Linked DNA regions of Homo sapiens: region 1 is linked to region 2. A link is a loop called in an ENCODE intact Hi-C map of the cell type or tissue named here. Cell type or tissue: K562. All regions are shown on one strand. Each heading gives the region's core, and the rest is flanking DNA. Links, peaks and the distances in the headings are about the cores only.

What was found. Hi-C counts contacts between places; a loop is a spot of excess contacts. Peaks named below come from ENCODE experiments on the same cell type or tissue, not always from the same donor. Only the 100,000 strongest peaks of a DNase experiment are listed, where the experiment ranks them.
Region 1: it touches region 2 in a loop (1.9-fold over the local background); 4 of 110 quality-filtered maps call a loop at or near these places.

What each region holds. Positions count from the first base shown.
Region 1 is chr5:34,800,993-34,803,912 of GRCh38, forward strand. It overlaps RAI14 (retinoic acid induced 14), which reads left to right. Exons shown (of 18, transcript NM_015577.3): 5 at 2,720-2,784. Among named protein-coding and RNA genes, the nearest start is that of TTC23L, 37 kb to the right of the region's middle. In K562, for the core only: a CTCF peak has its summit at 1,166; no DNase peak of the experiment used is centred there.
Region 2 is chr5:34,521,582-34,524,501 of GRCh38, forward strand. No RefSeq gene overlaps it. Among named protein-coding and RNA genes, the nearest start is that of RAI14-DT, 130 kb to the right of the region's middle. RefSeq lists an enhancer at 1,450-1,973. In K562, for the core only: a CTCF peak has its summit at 1,725 (motif pointing right); DNase peaks (open chromatin) are centred at 1,760 and 2,760.

The sequences.
Region 1 (2,920 bases), core at 201-2,700, 280 kb after region 2:
TGATGGTTGGAGGGCCAAGCTACTCCACCAAAGCCTATTTAATGCATCATGTAACTAAACTCATACACAGTTATGCTTCATACACTCTGGAAGGAGGGATCTCATATAATATAACAGGAGGAGGAGGAAGAGAAAATCTTTGTCTTCTTACTTCCAAGAATCTCTCTTCCTTCATTTTTAAATTTTGTTCATCCTCCTCCTTTTGGGAGGGGACAGAGGGATTCCTGTCTCTCAGTATCCTATGCTGATGAAACAACTCTCCCCCACACCTACCCTAAAAATCTCTCCGTACAGCTGAATTCAAAATAGAAGGAATCGGATCATTTGACTTTACACATTTTTATGCCATTCACCATAGCCCTATGGCCCACTAGTTTTTAAATACAGTGTTTCCTAGCTATATGATTCTCTAATTAGTGAATTTCTGGTCAGTGTTACAGACTGAAGACTGATTTAGAAAGAAAAATGGGGCCGGGCGCAGTGGCTCATGCCTGTAATCCACACTTTGGGAGGCCAAGGTGGGTGGATCACCTGAGATCAGGAGTTCGAGACCAGCCTGGCCAACATGGTGAAACCCCATCTCTACTAAAATACAAAAATTAGCCAGGCCTGGTGGCACGCACCTGTAATCCCAGCTACTTGGGAGGCTGAGGCAGGAGAATCGCTTGAACCCGGGAGGCAGAGGTTGCAGTGAGCCGAGATGGTGCCACTGCACTCCGGCCTGAATGACAGATAAGACTTTCTAAAAAAAAAAAGGTATTTGGGGCCTGGGCCACCATCATATAAAGAAGTTGTTGGCCAGGAATGGTGGCTCACGCCTGTAATCCCTGCACTTTGTGAGGCCGAGGCAGGAGGATTGCTTGAGGACAGGAGTTTGAGACTAGCCTGGGCAACATAGCAAGACCCCCAGCTCTACCAAAATTTAGCCAAGTGTGGTGGCATACACCTGTGGTCCCAGCTACTAGGGAGTCTGAGGTGGGAGGATCACTTGACATCAGGAGATCTTGGCTACAGTGAGCCATGCTTGTGCTACTCCATTCCAGCCTGGGCTCAGAAAAAAAAAAGAAAAGAAATTGTTCCTCGAAGTCAGTGGTTCTGATGAACTGGGCTTGATATTGCCCCCCAGGGGACATTTGGCAATGTCTAGAGACATGTTTGATTGTCACATTTGGACCTCTAGTGGATAGAGGCCAGCGATGCTGCCTAACGTCCTGTACTGCATAGGACAACCATCCACAGCAATTATCCAGCTTATAAGGTCAATGATGCTAAGGTTGAGAAAGTGCATCTACGGCCATACCACCCTGAACACGCCCGATCTCGTCTGATCTCGGAAGCTAAGCAGGGTCGGGCCTGGTTAGTACTTGGATGGGAGAAAGTGCTTTAAACATGTCCTAAAGTATGGGAGTTATCTACAGGTGTTATATTATGTCAAATAGCTTGGGAAATCCAGGATTAAGAGTTTACTAGGTGTGGTGGGGTGTCTGGTAGTGGTCAGGTCCTCTGCTCTGACCCTCTCCCCAGGTCCCCCCATCCAGACATTTGAAATTAGCATACCCTCTAATTCAGATGGACAGAAATGTATTGAGAGCCTACTGTGCAGCAGCAGAGTTGTCAATACTAGAGATACAGCAGGGAATCAACAGGGGTGTCTGTCCTCACCAAGCTTATATTCTCATGGGGGAAAAATAATTAACTATATAAGTGTGTGTCTGTATAGAGAAAGAGGTAAAAGGGAGTGATAGAAGCTGCTAAGTGCTATGAAGGATAAAGAAATAAAGCAGGGAGTGGGGGTAAAAGAATTAGGGAGAAATTGGAATTTGAAACGAGAAAGTCAGGAAAGGCCTCATTGAGAATTTTACAACTCTCTCCCTTCTGTATAAGAACTTTGAAAATCAGAAAACTCCAGGTAATTTCCATTCAGGGCTGGAGTACATTGAGAGGAGAGGGAAATGAGATGTCAAGAGTAGGGGCTGAAGTGTGTGGATCTTTGATGTATTCTGCTGGCTTGTGGGTTGCCTTCACTGGATTCCTCAGCCTGTGGTGGGCATAGCCTGGCATGGCTCTTATAGACACAGGATGTTTGGCAAACATATTGACAGCTGAAAGCAGAGCTGCTGAGCTGCATTATCATGAATCCACCGCAAGTGTCTAGCCTGGAGCTGCTTTTCACCCCAAGACAACAGCAGTTGGAACCTGTGAATGTCATCCAGTAGGTGGGATAGGGCATGGGGGATGCTCGATTCTTCCCACTCGCAAGAATAACAGTTCCAGCCCAGGCACAGTAGCTCATGCCTGTAATCCCAGCACTTTGGGAGGCCAAGGCAGGAGGACTGCTTGAGCTCAGGAGTTCGAGATCAGCTTGCGCAACGTGGCGAAATCTCATCTCTACAAAAAATACAAAAATTACCCAGGTGTGGTGTCATGCTATTTGGGAGGCTATACTCCCAGCAACTTGGGAGGCTGAGGTGGGAGGATCACTTTAGCCTGGGAGGTTGAGGCTGCAGAGAGCCATGATCGCGTCACTGCATTCCAGCCTGGGTGACAGAGTGAGACCCTGTCTCAAAAAACAAAAAAACAAACAAACAAAAAAACACAGTTCCGTCTTTTTTGGATAACAACCTATTTCCTTATAGCTGTCTTCTCATATATAAGAAAGAGATTTTTTTTAAAGTGTGGCCTTTTTAAAAAAAATTATTATTTGAAAAAATCCATTTAGGACACAGCGCCTTACATCTCGCAGCCAAGAACAGCCACCATGAATGCATCAGGAAGCTGCTTCAGGTAAGCTGGTGACAACTTAGAATTATAAATGTGTCGGTTTTACAATTTGAAAGTAATCATATTTGTGAAAGAACAAACACACCCTCCATACACACTCCTTTAAATACTGTCCCCAAACCTGTGTTTCCTAAGAAGC
Region 2 (2,920 bases), core at 288-2,787:
AGGAACTGTATCAAGATCCCAGCAGAAGAAATCATTCAACTCAGGTGGTTTAGATGAAGAGAGTTTAATCACAGAGGTGCACAGGGTGAAAGGAGTAACCAGATGATGAAGACCCAGAGAGGAGCAACGGCAGGAAGCTGCTACCTCCCCTAAATCGGAAGAAACGAGAGAGGAAATGGAGCCCGGTGAGGCCTGGAGCCATGGTGAGGCCTCTACCAGAAGCGGGAGTCACAGAGTCACTGCCAGAAGCAAGGCTCAAAGCTGGGAGGGAGCATGGGGGACAGGACACCCTGGCATCCTCTGCCCTCCACCCTAATTCTCTTTCCTCCTGCCCTCCATTCTCCTGATGGAGCCTGGCTCTGATTCTACCTAACAAGAAACCAAGGCAAGGGAGCCAAGGTGATAGGATCCAAGGCTCAGACCAGGGCAGAGAGGAGGTTAGAGCAGGTCCAGTTGTGGTGAAGGAGGGGCGTGGCAAATAGTTTCATCTTTGTGCTTTGTCAACACAAAGACTAAACTAGGTCTGGGTGCGGTGGCTCATGCCTGTGATCCCAGCACTTTGGGAGGCCAAGGCGTGGATCACCTGAGGTCAGGAGTTCAGACCAGCTTGGCCAACACATTTTCCACTTATTTTCACCACAAACAGCTGTATTATCAGCATTATTATTTTTGAACTTTGTCAGTCTTGGTAACATAGAAATATTTACTTATAATTCCTTGGTGAAGTAACAGGAGTGTTGCTGTTACCGGAAAGGGGTCTGGATCCAGACCCCAAGCGAGAGTTCTTGAATCTTGTGCAAGAAAGAATTCAGGGCAAGTCCGTAAAGTGAAAGCAAGTTTATTGGGAAAGTGAAGGAATAAAAGAATGGCTACTCCATAGGCAGAGCAGCCCCGAGGGCTGCTGGTTGTCCATTTTTATGGTTATTTCTTGATGATATGCTAAACAAGGGGTGGATTATTCATGCATCCCCTTTTTAGACCTTATCGGGTAACTTCCTGTCATTGCCATGGCATTTATAAACTGTCATGGCGCTGGTGAGAGTGTAGCAGTGAGGATGGCCAGAGGTCACTCTCGCCACCGTCTTGGTTTCGGTGGGTTTTAGTCGGCTTCTTTACTGCAACCTGTTTTATCAGCAAGGTCTTTATGACCTGTACCTTGTGCTGACCTCCTGTCTCATCCTGTGACTTAGAATGCCTAACTGCCTGGGAATGTAGCCCAGCAGGTCTCAGCCTTATTTCACCCAGCCCCTCTTCAAGATGGAGTTGCTCTGGTTCAAAAGCCTCTGACACTATTGTTCTCAGGTTTTCAGTTATCCTTACCAAGCTTTCTTTCAGAAGCCTCTCTCTCAAGACGCCCTTGTGTCTTGTGACGTGAAATAGGAGGAGAGAAAGTGGAAGAAGCTGGGTGGAGAAAATGAAGGCAGGAGCCCTTCTTCTTACCAATAGAACAACTGTGGTTTAAAAAAAAGGAAATGGAATGAGAACTATGGAGGGAATTTTGCAGATAGGTTCTTAGGCTCTCTGGGACTAATGACATGGAGTGAAGGAAAATGTTTGGTCTTAGAGATGGTAAACAGGTGACTTACACAGAACAAAGAGATGTGATAAAAGAGGAAGTGTTAAGGAATTTGAATTGAGTACTGACAAAGACTGGTACTGTTGTCCTTATGCATTGGGCAAAGTGGGCTGCAGAATTGCTCGACCTTCCAGGTGAAGTTAATGTTGGCCGCTAGGTGGCAATCACATGTCTTCAATAACCGAAGACATCGCAGGCCTGAGTAACTGGCCTTCCTGGTGAGTTTCATCAGTCCATCCACTGTCAGAGAATTATAGTTTCAAAGTCTGCTTGGATGCATTTTAATATTAAATCAATTTGTGAGTGCTCATTATGATTCGTCAAAATCATGGCCCCAAGCAGCTACTGTTTTCAAAGTAAGTGATGTGTGGTTTTCCTTCCACTGTTTGGGTGTTTACACTTAGAGCTTCCTCCTACTTCTTCTCCTTAGGAACTTGACACTATTTCTGCCATAGAAATGATGTTCCAGGCAACTATTTCTTACAAAAACAATAAATAGAACAGGTCTTGGGTCTGAAACAATTGGCCAGCTGAGATTTTGTTTTGTATTCATTTGGTTTTCCTGCTTGGTAGATTTAAACAAAGCTTTCCAACATTTTACTTTCGAAGCAAGATTCACACTGAAAAAACCATGTTACAGCACAATGTTGTAGACGCTAATCTATTCTGATGGATGTGTTTTTTATAGGTCTTCATTTGATTTAATATATATTTAAAACTGAGTTTGTCTGCCTGGTGAGAGATGAAGGAAATACAAATATAATCACTTTACAAAATAAATGCCTAAGATGGGGAACACTCAGCATATAGTGTTTATATATATTCACACACCAAGAAATAATCAAATATAATGATGCCAGCATTGATCGTAGATTTTCATAGCCACATATTTCTTGAGTGGTTTGTGCTAGCAAGGGAGACCCAGAGAGTCAGATGCACTCAAGCTTTTGTAATGAGGTGGTGCAGCATCTTCAATCCCCAGGGTATCTCCTATAACTTTCTACAGGATCTGATGCCATGCTAGAGAGTTGCGAAGCTCTGAATAGCTTTGCTTACATAGAGTGTTGGGTGTTTTGAGATTTATTTTGGAAGAGAAAGGAGAGAAGTTTCTCTGAGACATAGCAGGTCATATGTGGCTGAGCCTACAGCAAGGCCAGTGAAAGTGATTATGAGTCACTCATAGCCTAGGAGTGTGTCCCAACAGATATTTCTGATTTGGCCCCAGGCCACCATCAGACTATGTTGTCTTAAGTTGTCATATCTGGTAACTGCAAAAATAAACCATTTTAGTTGTCATATAAGATATTGTCATGTAAGTATTGACCTCTTCAAATGAATAATCAT